Regions from separate parts of the Homo sapiens genome. Here region 1 is linked to region 2. Evidence: read pairs that join two places in POLR2A ChIA-PET (ENCODE). Cell type or tissue: OCI-LY7. All regions are shown on one strand. Each heading gives the region's core, and the rest is flanking DNA. Links, peaks and the distances in the headings are about the cores only.

Region 1 (5,070 bases), core at 578-4,577, 200 kb before region 2:
ACCAAGCATTTCTTTGTACTGTTTCTTTTTCTTTTTTTTGAGACGGAGTCTCACTCTGTCACCAGGCTGGAGTGCAGTGGCACAATCTCCACTTACGCAACCTCTGCCTCCTGGGTTCAAGTGATTCTCCTGCCTCAGCCTCCCAAGTAGCTGGGACTACAGGAACATGCCACCACGCCCAACTAATTTTTGTATTTTTAGTAGAGACGGGATTTCACCATGTTGGCCAGGATGGTCTCAATCTCTTGACCTTGTGTTCTGCCTGCCTCGGCCTCCCAAAGTGCTGGGATTACAGGTGTGAGCCACTGGTACTGTTTCTTTTTCTTACAAAATTGCTTAATTTCAACAATTCAGGCTGAAGCTCTTTTTGAGGAACATAGGGTCAATTCAGTGACATTCAAGGACCTTTATTTAGCTGCCTTCTCATAGCAGACGTTTTAACTCTCCCAGAAAGACTTCAAATGAGTACATACTCCCAAAGGCCTCATTGGAGCCAGGGAAGAATAAACAGAATTGGGTGAAATATGTATTTCCCACTAAAGAATTTCATTTACAGCTGGGCATGGTGGGTCATACCTATAATCCCAGCAATTTGGGAGGCTGAAGTTGGAGGGTCACTTGAGCCTGAGAGTTCAAGACTAGCCTGGGCAACACAGGGAGACCCCATCTCTACAAGAAAAAAATAAAAAATTTAGCCAGGCACGATGGTATGTACCTGTGGTCCCAGCTAGATGGGAGGCTGAGGTGGAAGGACCACTTGAGCCCAGGAGGTCAAGGAGGCTGTAGTGAGCCATGTTTGTGTGCTACTGCACTCCAGCCTGGGCGTCAGAGACAGTCTGTCTCCAAAAAAAAGAAAAAAAAAATGCCTTTATGAAAATGTAATTACCAGAAAAAGGCTATTTGAAAAAATGTGGTGGCCAGACACAGTGGCTCACACCTATAATCCCAGCACTTTAGGGAGCAAAGACGGGAGGATGACTTGAGCCCAGGAGTTTGAGACTAGCCTGGGTAATATAGGAAGACCCCCTTTCTGCAAAAAAGTTTTAAAAATTAGGTGAGCCTAGTGGCAAGCACCTGTAGTCCCAGCTACTGAAGAGGCTGAGGCAAAAGAATTCCTTGAGCCCAGGAGGTTGAGGCTGCAGTGACCCATGGTTGCACCACTGCACTCCAGTCTGGGTGGCAGAGGAAGACCCTATCAAAAAAAAAAAAAAAAAAAAAAAGGAAGGAAAGAGGGAAGGGAAGGTGAGAGGAGAGGAGGGGAGGGAAGGGGAGCGGAGAGGAGGGGAGGGGAGGGGAGGGGAGGGAAAAGGGAAAGAAGGAAGGAAAGAAAGAGAAAGAAAGAAAGAGAAAGAAATGTGAAATCTCCTCTGAACTGAGAGTCTGGGGTGAATACCTTAATAAAAGTAATGTTTCTGGCAGGGGGCTATAAGGTTAATTTTTGTATAGATACAATAAATGAAATAGACACCTGTAGGAAGCCAGGTACACCCACACATTCACTCAACAAATGCAGTGTGCCAGGTGCCATTCTAGCACCAGGGAGAGAACATAACAAATGCTTGCCCCTCCTAAGTTTACATTCTACTGGAGGAGACAGATGTATGCAAATATATGTTATAGCTTATCCATTACATATACTATAAAGTCAGATACAGGCTATGAAGATATAGACAATGAAGAAAAATAAAGCAAGTTGAGAGGATAGAGAGTGATGGAGGGAGTGCAATTTTTTATGAGACATTTTTTGTTTTTTGTTTTTTTTAGAGACATGGTCTTGGTCTTGCTGTGTTTCTTAGGCTGACTTCAAACTCCTGGGCTCAAGCACTCCTCCTGCCTCAGCTTCATGAGGTGCTGGGACTACAAGGCACTTTTTTAAAAAAGTTTAATTTTTTTTTTGTTGTTAAATAATTACAGACTCACAGAAGGTTGCAAAGAAATGCAAGGGAAGTCCCATGCTCTTTTTCCCAACCTCACCCAGTGTTAACATCTTCTACAATTACAGTATGATACATTATCAGAACCAAGGAATTGACACTGCTACAATGTATAGAACTTATTTGGATTTCAGTAATCATACATGCACTTATTTGCATATGTGTGCATGGCTCTATGTAATTTTATCACATGTAGTTTTGTGTAATCACCACTACAATCAAGGTATACTCAACTGGAGTATATGTGAATTACATCTCCATGAAACTGCTACAAAAAAATGCTCAACTGTGCCATCATCACAAGACACATTGGTGTTACCCCTTCATAGCCACACCCATTCCTCCCCACCGTCACTAACCTCCGGCAACCACCAATCTGTTCTCCACCCCTATAATTATGTTATTTCATGAATGTTACAGAAATGGAATCATGCAGTAGTTATCCTTTTGAGACTGGCTTTTTTCACTCAGCATAATTTCTTTGAGCGCCATCCGAGTTGTTGCGTGTATCAATAGTTTGTTCTTTTCTATTTCTGAGTATTATTCCATGGTATGGATAAACTACAGTTTGTTTAACCACTCACCCATTAAAGGACATTTGGTTGGTTTCCAGTTTTGAGCTATTACAAATAAAACTGCCACGACCATTTGTGTACAAGTTCCTGCGTGAAAATAAGCCTTCATTTCTCTTGGAGAGATGCCCAGGAATGTGACTGCTGGGTCGTATGGTATATATGTTTTTTCCAGAAACTGACAAATTGTTTTCCAGAGTGGCTCTATCATTTTATGTTCCCCAGCACTATACGAATGACTCAGTTTCTCCGCAGCATTGCCAGCATTTGGTGTTCATCACTACTTTTTTTTTTTTTTTTTTTTAGACACAGTCTCACTCTGTCGCTTAGGCTGGACTGCAGTGGTGTGATCTCGGCTCATTGCAACCTCCGCCTCCTGGGTTCAAGTGATTCTCCTGCCTCAGCCTCCTGAGTAGCTGGGACTGCAGGCATGTGCCACAATGCCCAGCTAATTTTTTGTATTTTCAGTAGAGACGGGGTTTCACCGTGTTAGCCAGGATGGTCTCGATCGATCTCCTGGCCTTGTGATCTGCCCGCCTTGGCCTCCCAAAGTGCTGGGATTACAGGCATGAGCCACCGCACCTGGCCCACAATTTTTTATTTTAGTCATTTTGATCAGCATGTGGTAATATCTCATTATGGTTTAATTTGCATTTCTCTAATGGCTAATGATACTGAACATCTTTTCATGGGTCTATTTGCCACCTATATATTCTCTTTGGTAAAATGCCTGTGCGTGTCTTTTTCCCGTTTTCTAATTGGATTGTTTGTTTTTTTAAGTACTGTTTTCAAGTTCTTTGCGTGTTCTAGATACAAGGCTTTTTTTGGACATGCAATTTACAAATATCTTCTCCCAGTATTTAATTTGTCTTTTTATTCTTTTAACAGTGTCTTTTGCAGAGCAAAAGTTTCAGATTCTGATGAGATACAATTTGTCAATTTTTCCTCTTCCGGTTTTGCTTTTTATTTTTTATTTTACTTTTATTTAACTTCTTTAGAGATAAGGTCTATGTTGCCCAGGCTGGAGTGCAGTGGCTGTTCACAGCTGCAATAATGGAGCACTGCAGCCTTGAACTCCTGAGCTCAAGTAATCCTCCTGCTTCAGCCTTCTGGTAGCTGGGACTACAGGTGTGCATCACTGTGCCTGGCTCTGGGTTGTGCTTTTGGTATCAAGTCTAAGAACTCTTTGCCTGGTATGAGTCCTGAAGATTTTCTATGTGTTTTTTAGAAGTTTTATATTTACATTTAAGTGCATGATTTGTTTTGAGTTAATTTTTGTTTAAGGTGTGTGAGGTTTACATAGAGTTTTATTTTATTTTTATTTTTTTGCATATGGATATGTAATTGCTCTAGCACCATTTATTGAAAAAGTTCTCCTCCACCATTGAACTGCTTTTGCTGCTTTGTCAAAAACTAATTGGCCATATATGTGGGCATATTTCTGGGTTCTCTATTCTGCTACATTGATCTATGTGTCTATCTTTCTACCAGTACCACATTGTCTTGATTGCTGTAACTATATAGTCAGCCTTAATATCAGCCAGCGATTCCTCCCACTTTAATCTTTGTCAAAAATTGAGCAAGGCCTTTCACTTTCCATATTAGTTTTGGAATAAGCTTGTCTATGTCTACAGAGAAACTTGTTTTCTTTCTTTCTCAAAACTTGAGATTTTGATAGGAATTTTGTTAAACCTAGAGGCTTAGGGAATCAACCTAGGGGAAAGTGACATCTTTGCTATGTTTGATCTTTTGATTCATGAACATAGTATGCCTCTCCAAGGATTTAGGTTGCCTTTGATTTCTTTCATCCCCATTTTATAATTTTCATCATATAGATTCTTTATAAATTTTGTTAGATTTGTACTTAAGTATTTCATTTTTTTTTCTTTCTTTCTTTCTTTCTTTCTTTTTTTTTTTTTTTTGAGACAAGTTTCACTCTTTTGCCCAGGCTGGAGTGCAATGGCATGATCTCGGCTCACTGCAACCTCTGCCTCCTGGGTCCAAGTGATTCTCCTACCTCAGCCTCCCCAGTAGCTGGGATTACAGGCACCTGCTATCATGCCCAGCTAATTTTTGTATTTTTGTAGAGATGGGGTTTTACCATGTTAGCCAGGCTGGTCTTGCACTCCTGACCTCAGGTTATCCACCCACCTCGGCCTCCCAAAGTGCTGAGATTACAGGCATGAGCCATTGTGCCCAGTCAAGTATTTCATTTTCTTTGGAGCAGTTTGTTAGGAATGCCTTCTTGAGAAAGGGTATTTGAATGGACCTAAATGAGAACATAAGAATAAGCCTGAGTGCCAAGATCCTGAGGCAAGTGCTTGCTTGGTGTGTGTAAGGACACACAGCAAAAACTGTACCCATTAATCAGTAAAAAGGACAGCATGTTCAAGGTGGTGTGAGCAAATGAGATCCAGGAGGTTGCCAGGGGTTAGCGGGACGTTGGTGAAGTCCTGATGAGAAATTGAAATTTTACTCTAAGTGTGATGAAATGCCATCAGAGTGTTGAACACAAGAACGATATAGTCAGACATATTTTAGAAGGATGACCCTGGCGCCTGAAT
Region 2 (5,070 bases), core at 597-4,596:
ACCTGAGTGAGGGAAAGGGGAACCAGCTTAGTACATGCGGACTGGGGTGAACATTCTTGTTAGGAGGAGCAAAAGTTGAGAGATTCATCAAGCAAGCAAATGATCTGTCTCACTTTGTGAAATTATGAGTAAGAGATCAGAATTGCTGTGGGTGATGGTGAATATTCATATTTGAGTTCAATTAATTTCTGTTTCCATTTCTGGTAGTGACATTGGGCAAAGTTGCCTTAAAGAGCTGTTAGAGTTCTAATTCTTATATAATTAGGTGTTTTAGAATTGTGACTTGATCAGGGCCCCAAGATTATCCGGGATGATGTCATTTCTAAGATGTAATCTGATACGAAAATGAATTTAAAGAGTAATTTTAAATTAAATAAATTTAAAGATAAAAGGAATGATTTGAGGCTAGTACACCTAGGACTAGGACCTTTGGTCTTCTGATTAATATTATGAGGCATGGTATAGTAGATGGAGCTTTGGCTCTAGCATAAACACAGGCTCAAATTCCAGTCCCATCACTTACTTGCTGTGAGACCTTGGACAAATCATTTGTTCTCTTAGAGTTAAACTTTCCTGCTTTGTCAAGTGAGAATAATACTGCCTAATTCTTAAGATTCTTGTACAAATTAATAGAAGTAACATATACACAGAACTGTGAAAATAGGCACTTACCAAACTTTTCTCTTCCAGAGATGTCAATAAGCAGTATGCAATGTGACCTTCTCTCTCTAAATAAAGATTATCCTTAAAAAAAAAAAAAAATCTGCCGGCTGGGTACAGTGGCTCATGCCTGTAATCCTAGCACTTTGGGAGGCCGAGGCAGGTGGATCACTTGAGGTCTGGAGTTCAAGACCAGCTGACCAAAATGGTGAAACCCCATGTTTACTAAAAATACAAAAAATTAGCCCGCGTGGTGGCACATGCCTGTAATCCCAGCTACTTGGGAGTCTGAGGTAGGACAATCACTTGAACCCGGAGGGTGGAGGTTGCAGTGAGCCGAGATCGCATCATTGCACTCCAGCCTGGGCAAAAAGAGCAAAACTCCATCTCAAAAAAAAAAAAAAAAAATCTGCCATTTTATGTCCTTTCTTGTGCTCAACAAGCAGTCTTTTTTTTTTTTTTAATTAAGGAAGAATTGACATCACTTTCCCCCCAATCTCTGTAGCAGACAGTTGAGTGTAGCTTTCTTCCTCACTATGTCTCTTTCAGAAATCAGCAAATAAATAATGTGATTCTTTGCCCTTTTGCTTGAATATTTGGCACGTAGTAAGATTGTTGTGATTCGGGGGACTCTGAGGAGATAAGAAACTTCCCTTTGTAGTCGTCCCTTCCATGAACACACATTTTGTGAAAAAAGCAAACTGGGTCACTCTGTGCCAAATCAGCAACAATCTTGAGCTGGGACTAGAAACCAAATGTCAAAACCTGTATAAAAGATGCACAATTCAGAGGAAAGCAGTGAACTGAGAAAATTGATTTCCTTGGTGACAGAGCTGAAATCAGTGTCCCCAGTCTGGCTAATCCAAGGACACAGAGTGTAGGGTAGGGCCTGCCTGAGTACTTGGCACCATTAATTTTTTTTTCTTACTCCTTTAATGAAGTCTCTCATTGTTTAAGTGGCTCTGTGGTTAATTTTTTTCTAATGAGACTAGGTTAACTAAAATCATCTGACATGGAAAAGGAGGAGGTAAGGTTGAAAAGGAACCTAATTAGCAAGTTAATTATAGCGAGCAAAAAAGTGCAGTGGTTATATAAATAAGCTATTGTTATGCGCATGCAAGTTGGGCCTTGTCAAGGGACTTGCAAGGTTTAGAGGTCAGAGGATCCATGTAATTAGGTGTTTAGGAAAAAAACAAGTAAAAGCAAAACAGCCACTAGAATTAGGAATGGCTGTTGAGCCACTAACAGAAATGCCTTATTAAATTGGGGCTGTACTGCTGAAGGGGTTGTTGGAGCTGCTTCAGGGATTCCAAGGAAGAGTAGTCCCCCACTCCCCAGCCCAAAAAGCTGGCTGGAACCAGAGCCAACAGAATTGCTGATGAGGAAAGTTTAAAGGCCTGATCACAAGGGTCCCTGGACCACAGAGGTGGCAGTGGGGCTGGTAATGTCACTATGCTGGGCAGCAAGAAGAAATACATTGTTAATGGCAACTCTGGGATTAAGGCCCAGGTGAGGCTAAGCTCTTATTTACCAGTCTTGCCGCTGCTATAGCCATTATTGTAAAAGGCCGACTGCTTATACTCTTTTTCCCCTCCTTTCCTGCTTTCATCCCTCCCTCTGGCATAAGGTGAGCTACCCCTCTTTTAACAGTCTCTTTCCCTCCCTTGCCTTAATGCCTGTTGGAATTAGGCAGTTCTCTCTCAAATGGAAAAGGAGGATTACCTTAAAAGACCCTGGTTCCAGACAAGGTAGGAAAGTTAGGGGTAGAATCTACTAAGGTACCACAATTGGGGTGGGCAGATTACAAAACCAATCCATTACAAAATGGACTGTATATTGGTGTTTAATTATTAAGAGGAGGTAAACACCAGGGAGCCACTTAACTCATGTTCTGGTCGTCAGAGAAAGATACTCGTTTCTTGCGGAAAATTGCATAACTTATATTTAAGTGGTTAATCTCACTCTAATATTTTTCTGTCTTAAAGAAACTTGAATTCGGTGTCTAACCAGTAAGCAAGGTTTTAGAACCCTATGTTCTAAGTGGAGAAAGCCTTGTACAACCTAGTCTTCTTTAGTATTAAAAGATAGCATGAACTTGTCCCAGGAAGGAGGGATTGCTGTAAATAGAAAACACTATAGAGAAGACAGCTCAGCTCAGATAAACTGGTTTGAGATGATAATGCAGCTAGATAGCTATATGGTTTATTCACCTTGAGCCTACAATCTAGAGTATAAGAGTGACTGGCCCCCTCTAGTGGTGTGTGTACATGGTGTGTGTGCATATGCACCCACATGTACATGTACGCAGGTGTGTGGTTGTGTTGGGGTTGTGTTGAGCATCTGAAACACGGTTTATCTATTCTTCTTTAAAGGGGACACTGGAAAAGTTCCATTATTATTCCTTTTCCTGGATGGGCTTCTAAAAAAGAATAAAGACATGTGACTGTTTTGAACAAGGTTGGTGAAACGGAAGCCAGAGTTTGCATCCTGACTGCTGTCCACCTCCCCAGCTTTCCACCTTCCCTCTTCTTCCCAGCTCTTTTTGCCCTTAAAAATCATTTTAACTTTAGACTTGGTTTATGTTTGCCATATTTAGTGAGTATTCAAACAAGTATAGACAGTGAAGATAGAATAGGCTACTTCAGATATATTGATTCAGCACTTGATTGAGTGCCTAGGATTTGTGCCTGCAGATATAAGGGTGAATAAGAATCACAGCTTCTCCCTTTATGAGCCTATAGTTTATAGAGAATACCGGTAAGTAGACAGATAGTTACATTCATTGTGGTAAGTGCTGTGCTAGGAGAAATGCAATACATGAAAGTTCATGTACGTCCTATGGGAGTACATAGAAAGGGCACTTTATCTTTTTGGAATAAATTGCTAGTTGAGCAAAATAATCATCTTTGTCATTTTTTTTAGTTCATGAAGAACTTCTTATCCGATGAGTTTTCCTATTGCTGAAAACAATTTGCAAGCCCTAAAGCACTCTGTAGGCTTTATTTGTTGTTATAGCTATGAAAATGCTATGAATCCCCCTAAAAGGCAATGTGAAGCTATTTCAATTTGGCATTGGTCCCTTGTCGCAATACTCAAGTGACTCATTAGTTACCTCTAACTGCAGGAAGTGGAGCCGTCAGTTCCTGCTTTCATTCTGGTGTACTGTATGTTCTGCCCATCAAGGAACCATCTTTTTATCATTAAAGGTAGAGTCACTTGTCAGACCTTTGATCATTTTCATTAGACCTTCCTCTATGCCACCTTGGATCCAGAATAGGCAATTATACAAACAGAGAAAACAAAAAAGTTATTAGTTCAATAAATTGTATGAGCTTTTTTTCCCCAAACAAGTATAGCTTACAAGTGACCTTTGATTTGTAGAGTATTATAAAGTATCAGCTGGAACCTCCAACAATAGGAGAAAGATAAAATTGTAAGAAAATCATTATCAAATAATCATCCAAAATGCAATGTCCAGAGTATGATATGAGGCTTATACATATTCATTCAATTAATCTGCTCCTTCTACATCTATTATAGTTAATGATCAATCTTACTGCTTTTAGGTATTTTATAATATCAAATATTTAAAAATAAATTAATATTTACTTACTAGCCAGGCGTGGTGGCTCACGCCTGTAATCCCAGCACTTTGGGAGGCCAAGGCAGGTGGATCACAAGGTCAAGAGATTGAGACCGTCCTGGCCAACATGGTGAAACCCCGTCTCTACTAAAAATACAAAAATTAGCTGGGCATGGTGGCACACACCTGTACTCCCAGCTACTTGGGAGGCTGAGGCAGGAGAATTGCTTGAACCCAGGAGGTGGAGGTTGCAGTGAGCCGAGATCAAGCCACTGCACTCCAGCCTGGCTACAGAGTGAGACTCCATCTAAAAAAAAAAAAATAAATTTACTTACTAGTACTGGAAAGCTAACTAATATATTTTAAAAAGCTTTAACAAATTAGAGTGGCTACCTGCAAGAGTTACGAGAGCATTGAACCGTAGGGGTTGGGTAGGGAGTAGATTTATTGAATTTCCTGCTATGTTTCAATTTACACACATTGTCTCATTGAACCCTCTCTAAAACCTGTGAGGTAAGTACTTTTATCTCTGTTGTATTTATGGAAAAATGAGACTCACTAAAGCATCTTGAGCAACATTACACAGCTAATGAGTGGCATAGCCAGAATTTAAATGCAATTTCAGAATGTTCATTCTTAATGAAAAGGCTTTTTAAAAATTATTAAATCATTACCATTTCCTGAGATTCTTGAAACCTGAATGCAAGTGATTTTGCCTTCCTGTACCTTGCAATTTTCTCATCTAGATATGTGGAGCTTACAAATATGATAATCTCAAATATTCTTTCTTGTACCTTGCAATTTTCTCATCTAGATATATGGAGCTT

Evidence for each region. ChIA-PET counts read pairs that join two places held together with the same protein. Peaks named below come from ENCODE experiments on the same cell type or tissue, not always from the same donor. Only the 100,000 strongest peaks of a DNase experiment are listed, where the experiment ranks them.
Region 1: POLR2A ChIA-PET joins it to region 2 with 6 read pairs; 2 of 35 experiments call an interaction of 5 or more read pairs at or near these places.

The regions. Positions count from the first base shown.
Region 1 is chr7:129,174,867-129,179,936 of GRCh38, forward strand. No RefSeq gene overlaps it. Among named protein-coding and RNA genes, the nearest start is that of SMO, 11 kb to the right of the region's middle. In OCI-LY7, for the core only: no CTCF peak of the experiment used is centred there; no DNase peak of the experiment used is centred there.
Region 2 is chr7:129,373,758-129,378,827 of GRCh38, forward strand. The region is part of intron 1 of AHCYL2 (adenosylhomocysteinase like 2); the gene reads left to right. It overlaps LOC107986847 (a long non-coding RNA gene), which reads right to left and starts at 3,921. Exons shown (of 3, transcript XR_007060518.1): 1 at 3,773-3,921. RefSeq lists enhancers at 1,497-2,057, 2,058-2,617. In OCI-LY7, for the core only: CTCF peaks have their summits at 2,936 (motif pointing left) and 3,142; a DNase peak (open chromatin) is centred at 2,914.